Linked DNA regions of Homo sapiens: region 1 is linked to region 2. Evidence: chromatin contacts called from ENCODE Hi-C data. All regions are on one chromosome and are shown on one strand. The core of a region is the stretch at or near the end of the contact, and the rest is flanking DNA. Distances in the headings are between cores, read along the strand shown. Region 1 holds the start of HECTD2 (HECT domain E3 ubiquitin protein ligase 2). Region 2 holds the start of MARCHF5 (membrane associated ring-CH-type finger 5).

Region 1 (4,250 bases), core at 1,091-3,590, 880 kb before region 2:
GGAATGTGTCTCTCAAGCACACCACGAGTTCCCCCAGAGCTATAATTCTACAGCTTTCCAGCAGGCCCCATTCCCATTCTCCAGCCCCCTCCTGGACTATGTATGAGGGAGGGATGAGGTGGTGGATTGAGGACATTTATTTAATAAGAAGTCAAAGGAAACATGAACAAATTATCATTTTTTACATGGAACTCACAAGCTAATTAATCAGAGAATTTGTTAAGAAATGGGTTATCTACTCTGGTGCAGTAGCAGAAATTAACATTTTTGACTTGCCTTGTTTTGCCAATATTTAAGCAGTTTGTTCTATTGAATGTGACTACATGTACAGACACACTTTTATTTAGTCTCACACATGAAAAAAGAAAGCAGAAGGCCTGTTATCCAAGTGGTTTCTCATCCAAACATTTTTATAGCAAATTACTAAATCTAGTTGAAAACAATAGGAAAGAGGATACTTTTCCCTCTAGTATTTGTTCTATCAACCTAGACTTAGCACAGAATATCTGAAATTGCAGCTAAAATAAAGGCTTCATTTTATAAAATAACATTTGAGTTGTTCCTGTATCCATGATCAGCATACAGACCTGCTAAAAGCAGAAAATAATGTTATGTTCCTCTCTATGGGATGAGTATTTCAGTAGTTTTAAGGAAAGAAAATCCTGAAAAAGAATTTAGAAAAATATTAATAGAAAGGAGGAGGATGCTTCAAAGTAATGCCGACATACATCATTTTCCCTCCAAGGCTATTAGCACTGAAATACTTTTTGCTGACTATATGGCACTTATTCTATACCTTTTGTTAATTAACAAGTAAATAGGTGGCAACAGCAACTATATTAAAGTAGAAAGCCTTTCTATAAATGAAAGTCAGAATTCAAAATTTAGAAGGCAACATTGTTTGCTTCAGATCTACTTGTTACAAATTGTGGGTTTGAAAACATGCAACCTTATCTCATGATGCACCATAACTAGTATTTAGTTATACTAATAACTCCAAATTATGTAAACAATAGATACCCCGAAATCATATTTGGGTTTGTTTCAGAGATATTTTTGGTTCTTATATTTGGACTTAGGTACTCTTGATCTAAAAATTCACTCAACCTCCAATAAAATAATGAAGGCACAGATAAAAAATCTGATAGAGCTGAATATCGAAATTCCTTGCTTTTAACAGGCGATACAGCGCATTCTTACTCTCTTTTCTCCTAGATCAGCAGGTGTCCCCGCCGCTCCAGTAGACTGAGAAAAAGGAAAAGGAGGGGGCGACAAGAAAGGAAAGGAAATTGTCTAGGTGTCCTGGTGGTGGAGGTGGGGGGTATTTTAATTTCATAATTAAAAGCTCTCTTCTTCGGCTTTCAAGTTTTTACTCCTATTTGTAATGATTTGATTGAGGACTGTGCAGCAGAGTTTGGGTATGTACATCTCTAACATAAACGGAAAGGAACAAGGAAGGGACGGATAGGAGACAGCAAAGGGTTGCGGGGAGAGAGCAAAACGTAGGCGCGTGGGGACGGGAAGGGAGAGGCGGATTTGGCAGTCAAAGAGGGACGAGAGGAACAGGAATGGAAAGTGTGGACTGGCCGTCCAATCCTATGGGGGAAGGGGAAAGGGGGGGCCCACCACGTCGCACTCCTCCCCACCTCCAGGCTTTTCCTGTGTAGGCTGAAGCCATCCAGGCGTGTACAAAAGAGTCGGTTGCTGAGCCAGGAAGGCTGTCTCCCCGGGCTGCGCAAGCTCCGGGCCGCCTCTCCTGGGCTCAGGAGGGCGGGCAAGGATAAGAAGGCAGAAGCCCCAAGGCGGACAGCTTTGTGGGCGCCTGGAAGAAGGCGAAAGGCCACCAGCCCAGACCCCGAGGGCGCTTGCCCGCGGGACTCGGCGCCGCAGGCCAGGGCCGTCCGTGAAGGGTAGTCTGTGCCTACGTCCTGCCCTACTGGTACCACTCGGACACTCTATCCCCGTCCGACCCTTTGCAGGGCTCGACTTGTCTCCCCGACTGCCCGTCCTTAGTCCAGGTTCTCCTGCGCGGCCCGGGTGCGGGGTCTCCTCGTCATCTCGGGCGACACTCTGCAAACAATATGGCGGTCGGGCGTCGACCGTGGCGCCTTCTCTCCGGGCCCTCGGGGTTGACGAGGGGGACTACCGCCGGCGCTCCCGACCCGCGACGCGCGAGCCCCGGGCGGGCGGGGGAGGCGAGAGCAAGAAACCTGTGGGACCTGTGGGGAGCCGCGTCCGCGGGGCTGGCGCGCGCGGGGGCGGCCTCGGGCTCGCGCGCAAAGGCGCGGGCGCGGGCGGGGGCGGAGTGGCGGCGGCAGCGGCGGCTAGAAGCGGCAGCCCAGAGCCCTCTCGCGGCCGCGGCGGCAGCAGCAGCGCCAGCCCCAGCAACACTGAGGCCGCCGCCGCCGCCTGGCGCTCCCGCCGCCCGGCCCGACATGAGTGAGGCGGTTCGGGTACCCTCGCCCGCCACTCCGCTGGTGGTGGCGGCGCCCGCGCCTGAGGAGAGGAAAGGGAAGGAGTCAGAGCGCGAGAAGCTGCCGCCCATCGTATCGGCGGGCGCCGGCGCGACCGCGGTAGGTGGTGGGCCGGGGCCGTCTGGCGCCCCGGACGGCGGGAGTTGGGAGGGACGGCGGCCGGGCGAGGGCCGTCAGGAGGCCTGCGTTTACCCTGGGCACGCCCTGGCACTCCAGGGAGACGCACTCAGGCCGCCCTTCCTTGGGCAGAAATAAAAGAGTTGTGCCTCGTGGACAGCCCCGAACACTTCGCGAGGTACACCTACCACCCTCGGGAAATGTTGGGGGTGGTCGGTTCCGCTGGATGTTTGGGTTATTTTCTGGGGCTTGGGCCCCCACTTTCTCTAAGAGAATGACCTGCATCTTGAGTCGGCATGATCTGTTGGATGAGCATAGGTGTCAGCAGGCGGGAGTGGGTTTTCCACGGAGGTGCCTGCCTGCCTGCCTGCCTTGGAGGCGCGCAGATTTTTGTCCTTTTCTTCGCTTTTCTTTCCCTTCCCCCTTCAGATTAAACAGGCTCTGCGGCGAGTTTCCACTTAATTGTGACCTTTCCGTTGCTGTCAGTGTAGTGGGAGGTAGATGCATCAGTGATGGTTTTATTTTTCATATGGTACAGACATGTGACTCAGGTGGGGGGAGGCTTTTTGAACCTTTTATTTAAACCCAAGTTATCTAAGCTTGACAGGGATGATTTCCCAGCTGTATCTTCGTAAGGGTTATTTGGAGAGCGCTGTCAGGCTTCAAACTACATATTGCCAGATGATGTCATGGGACAGCCCCCTCCCCCTCTTTCCCTATTTTTACTGGTGGTTGTGACTGGTTAATTTGAAGCACAATTTAAAAAAAAACCTCGGATTTTGCAATTTTTTATTTTGACATAATATTTAAGTACTTTTTGAAAGTTTGCTTTGATATATTTAAAGATCATGACTTGTCATGCAGCTGTGTGTGACAAAATAGTAAAAGTTTAGTGAACATTATACATTTTCTTTATTCCTACTTGCGGTTCATTTCTTAAAACCTCCCTCTTAAATGACTAAGAACTTACTAAAATAGCTCACTCTTCGTTAAGTACTGTATTGGTGTTAGGAATAATTTTCGGATTCGGTAGGTTTTTCAAAAATGTCTGAGGGCCCTGATAACTGGAAATTGTTAAAACAAGCTCTTTAAATCAATGCAGCAAATTGCGAACAGTAATGATACACGTTTAAAAGCGTAGCTACAATTGATTGGTAGATTGGAGCTGGGGTTAGGGATTACCCTAGAAAATGCTTTGAAGGAATTTGTCACCCAGCTGCTTGGAGACCTGGTTCCTGCTGCTGGTACCCTAGGTTTTCAGATTTTATATAGGAAGTCTTTAACTCACAGAATTCCAGCAGTTCATTTCTAAGTTGGTTGTTTAAAACAGTAAATGTATGTACTTATAGAAACAGTTAAATGAGTGGGTTTAGGTCCTCAAGCAAACGCTCTCCCAAAAACCTATTCATCTCATAACTGAAAAATTGCCGTTTTGGAATTTGCAAGTGTGGATACAAGTCTACAGTCTGCTTTGGGATTTCAAGTTTTTCAGATTTTAGAAAGGTAATTCGGTACATATATCATATATTATTTAATACCCACAGTAAGGTCCTAGCCAGTTCTCTCTAATCAACCATCTTAATAACTGTAATGAAATTATGTGTTCATGCTAAAGGGAAAAAGTCAGTAGCGTCATGTCATTTCAGATTAGGTGCATGT
Region 2 (4,106 bases), core at 729-3,228:
CCAAGATAGTGCCACTGCACTCCATCCTGAGCAACACAGCGAGACTCCGTCTCAAAAAAATAAAATAGACCAGGCGCGGTGGCTCGCCCCTGTAATCCCAGCACTTTGGGAGGCCGAGACGGGCTGATCGCCTGAGGTCAGAAGTTCGAGACCAGCCTGGTCAACATATAGTGAAACCCCATCTCTACTAAAAAACACAAAAATTAGCTGGGTGTGGTGGCACACACCTGTAGTCCCAGCTACTTGGGAAGCTGAGGCTAGAAGGATCACTTGAAGTCAGGAAGTGGAGCTTGCAGTGAGTCAAGACAGCGCCACTGCACTCCAGCCTGGGCAACAGAGCAAGACTCCATCTCTCAAAATCAATGAATTAATTAAATAAATGAATTAATTAAATAAAATATTAGACACTGGTCACATGCGGTGACTCACATCTGTAATCCCAACACTTTGGGAGACCAATGCGGGTGGCTCGCTTGAGCCCAGGAGTTGCAAGACCAGCCTGGGCAACATGGCGAGACCGCGTCTCTACCAAAAAAAAAAAAAAATATATATATATATATATATATATATGTATTATATATTATAAATGTATATATGTATTATATATTATAAATGTATTATATATTATATAATACATATATATTATATATAATACAAATATATATAAAATATTAGACACCCCGATTAAACTAAATACTCATTTTCTTTCCCTAGGAGGAGTGTGTGTGTATGTGTGTGGTGGGGGGGGGTGGGTGCTGTTTCTCAAAAACATATTTCAAAAATTGGAGGCCAAGTAAGCTTCTGGTCACATTTTTTGGGTTTGTTGTTTTTTCCCAGCAATGAACACTCTAGTTCAAATATACTTCGCAAATTTTGAACAGATAATGAAAAGTTGATTGTAAAATTCTACATATAAAAAGAGCTTTAAAAACACATTTTCATTTTTTAAAAAATCAAACACCTTGTAGCAGATATTAGACATAATCAAGGGAAAACTACCAGCGTCCTACCAATCACAGCCCTAGAGAAAACGCCACAGGTCGTCCAAAAAACGCATTCGTTTGAGCCGACAGCTCTTTCCTCCCGCCAAAGCTATCCCTCGAACGTCAGAAGCTGACCCAAGGAGTGACTGATGATTTCTCCTTTTTGATTCCCCACCCCCGCCACTCCCAATCCACCTGCTTGAAGGTGTCAACGCGACTAGAAACGGTTAACAGTGACCAGCAGCAGAGAGAGAAACAAACATCCCTGACAACCCACAGCTGAGTAAGCAAGAGCTGTTTATTCACCAACGTGTTCCATTTGGAGACTGTCGGCGAGCCCTGGAAAGCCCAGGCACATTTGAGAAGGTTCCTGGAGAGGGAGAGAATCATCTTTCCTTCCCCCAACTCCCCAGCCCCAAACACACAGAGAGACTCGGGTGGAAGCTGTCTGGTCCAGGCAGTCCCTATTTGCCCGCCCCCTCAAGAAGAACCTCACGCACCAAACCAACCGACCCCTCGCGGAGGTGGTGTAATTCCCCCAAAATGGGCTCTGCCGCAGGAGAGGCTGGCTCCAGCGCCGGGGGCTTCGGAAGGAGTTTCTGCCACCCCCACTGCCGCCACTGACCGCCCCGACGCCACGGCCGGGGCCGGGGACCCTGATAAGAAATGGCCCTTCAGCCCCCTCCCCTCACCTGGCTCGGTCCCACCTGAGGGCAAGAGCGGAGGCAAAAACAAACAGGCAGGGAGGGCTGACCTTGTTGCTACCGACAGTGGAGCGGCGCATCCTGCTGCTTCCTGGAAAGCGGCCCGAAAGACATTTTTTCCCCCTGGAGGAAGGAAACGGGAGGGCGCCGGCCAGACGGCGGCAGGCGCGGAGGCGTTGGTCCGGGCGGGCTGTGCAGCCTCTAGTGGAGACGGTCCGAAGACTACATCTCCCAGGCTGCTCTGGGCCGCCCTGCGTCGTAACCCTGGCGCGCACGGAGGCGGCGACTCTTACCTCACAAAGGTAGCTCCTCCGCCGGCAGCAACTCGGCGCCCGCGGTCCATGGACCGGAACCTCGGGCCGACGGACGGGAACCCGGGCCGCGATCGCCGCCTCCCCGCCTCAGGCTCCTCCTCCTCGCTCTCCGCCGCCTCCGCCGGACTCCCGCAGGCCCTGCACCGCCGCCGCCAGGCTAGCGGAGCTGCCCCGGGAAGCTGGGTGACGGGTTCGCGGCTGCCGCCGGACTGCGGCCTACTCCGCCGCCTCTCAGTGCTATTGTCCCTGGGCCTGGCCTTGAGCGGGTCCACTGGGGAAGGCCGTGTGCGCCGGCTCCGCGGAAGATGCCGGACCAAGCCCTACAGCAGATGCTGGACAGGTACGGGCAGCTGTGGGGGGGACCGGGAGCCGCCGACCCTCGCTCTGGCCCTGCCCGCGCCCGCCCTCGAGGCTCTTGGTGAGCAGAACCCGGCGTGCCGGGAGGAGTTCCACGGCCAGGGGGCCGTGAGAGGGGCAAAAAGTTTGGAGTCTAGACCTGGGGGAGGACAGAGCGAGCGGCCTGGGTCGTAGACTTTGGGTGAAACTTAGCTAAGGAGTGGCGTCTGGTTTCCTTGGAACCCCGTTTTGACCTGAGAGGGACTCCTGTTAATCCACAAAATTAGTTTTCCTTACCCTCTTCCCCTCCCCCTTCCCCCTCCCCAACTTGTGAAGTGTTTGTCAGCGATGTCACTGGCAAGAACCGGGTTATCTTTCAGGGGAATGACCCCCTTATAATTTTAAGTCTCTGTCTGAGAACCAATGATAAGCATTCTTTTGGAAAGCCTGATAGGCTGATTTCATTCTCCCACTTTCCCTGAACCCGCACCCCCCGTCCCCCCCGCCCCATCCCGTCCCCACCTCCGAACTGTAAGGTCAGAGTATCCGCAAGGGAGATTTAACGGTCAGACCAGAGTAGAGGTTATGGAAAACAGCCAAATGAGTCCAACGCTGAACATTTAGTGTACTTGACGATCGTTGAGTTCATTGAAGACGTTTCAGCTCGTACAGGAGTCCAGTTGCCCATTCTTGGGGGGCCCCAGTCGGTAAAACTCTTTGTGAAGTCGGGTGCACCGCCCTCTGCTGTTGAAATTCTGGTCCGTGGGTCCTACCATGAGTTTTTGGAGACTCTAGATCCACATTTCCCCCGAGCCAAGTCTTACTTCCTGGCATAGCAAGTTGTACAAGCTAATTCATGATGTTTGTGGTTGCTTACAATTCTCAATAGACACCACTTGCCACCCATTTCAGCAGGTGGTACCAACTCTTTGTACTCAGTAAAATTCCAACTGTAAGGTGTTAAATGAAGGCCCTCCCTTAATTGAGTTTATACCCAGTTAAATGCTTTTGGGCCTGCCACACCCAGAACACAAATGACCCAAGGGTACACATCCTTCCAGAGTGACAGACATTTTTTTGGAGCTTAGAATTTTGAGCCATCTCAGTTAATAGGAATTATGTCACTGATTTTTTTCAGTTGAGATAACTGGTGATTCATCCAGCCCTTGTTTCAGGTCAACATCCTGACAATTGTATTGACTGCTTTATATATATATGTGTGTGATATGTGTGTGGTTTATAAGCTCTTGGAAGCAGAAACTTACTATTGTTTATCTTGAATCCCAGAACAGAGCCTGGTACTCAGTAGGTAATCAGTAAGTATTTGTTGTATGAACTAATGCACAAACTTATTTGTCAGTTTCCCCAGTTGTCTAGGGGGTCTGATAATTTACCAGGTTTTCCTTTCATTGTAAATTGGCAAATTGTGGCAAATTAAAATATGCCCAGAGGAAACCACCTGCCACTGCCAGTTCTATTCTGTTGAGACCCTGTTCTGATGTGGGGTATTTTGTAGTTAATTTTTTTCCTTTGAGGGCCTCCTGCTTTTCATTTTTACATAGTGACTTTTTTTCTTCTTTTTTTGAGACAGGGTCTCTGTTGCCCAGACTGGAATGCAGTGGCAGTGGCAGTGGCATTGGCATGATCTCAACTCACTGCAACCCCCGCCTCCCAGGCTCAGGTGATCCTCCTACCTCAGCCTCCCTAGTAGCTGGGACCACAACACATACCACCATGCCCAGCTAATTTTTTGTATTTTTATAGAGCCA

What was found. A loop is a pair of places that touch in the nucleus more often than their neighbours do. Pooled maps may share reads with other maps.
Region 1: a loop to region 2 is called in a pooled map, with 16 times the contacts of the local background. The contact joins the promoter of HECTD2 here to the promoter of MARCHF5 in region 2. A Hi-C loop is called at or near these places in 14 of 50 pooled maps.

Annotation. Positions count from the first base shown.
Region 1 is chr10:91,408,004-91,412,253 of GRCh38, forward strand. It overlaps HECTD2 (HECT domain E3 ubiquitin protein ligase 2), which reads left to right and starts at 2,341. Exons shown (of 21, transcript NM_182765.6): 1 at 2,341-2,573. The coding sequence starts at 2,436. All of the region lies in intron 3 of HECTD2-AS1 (HECTD2 antisense RNA 1), which reads right to left. RefSeq lists an enhancer at 1,748-1,957 and a silencer at 2,108-2,697.
Region 2 is chr10:92,289,189-92,293,294 of GRCh38, forward strand. It overlaps MARCHF5 (membrane associated ring-CH-type finger 5), which reads left to right and starts at 1,979. Exons shown (of 6, transcript NM_017824.5): 1 at 1,979-2,341. The coding sequence starts at 2,307. CPEB3 (cytoplasmic polyadenylation element binding protein 3) reads right to left here and starts at 1,890. Exons shown (of 10, transcript NM_014912.5): 1 at 1,738-1,890. RefSeq lists enhancers at 1,184-1,393, 2,341-2,919 and a silencer at 1,954-2,203.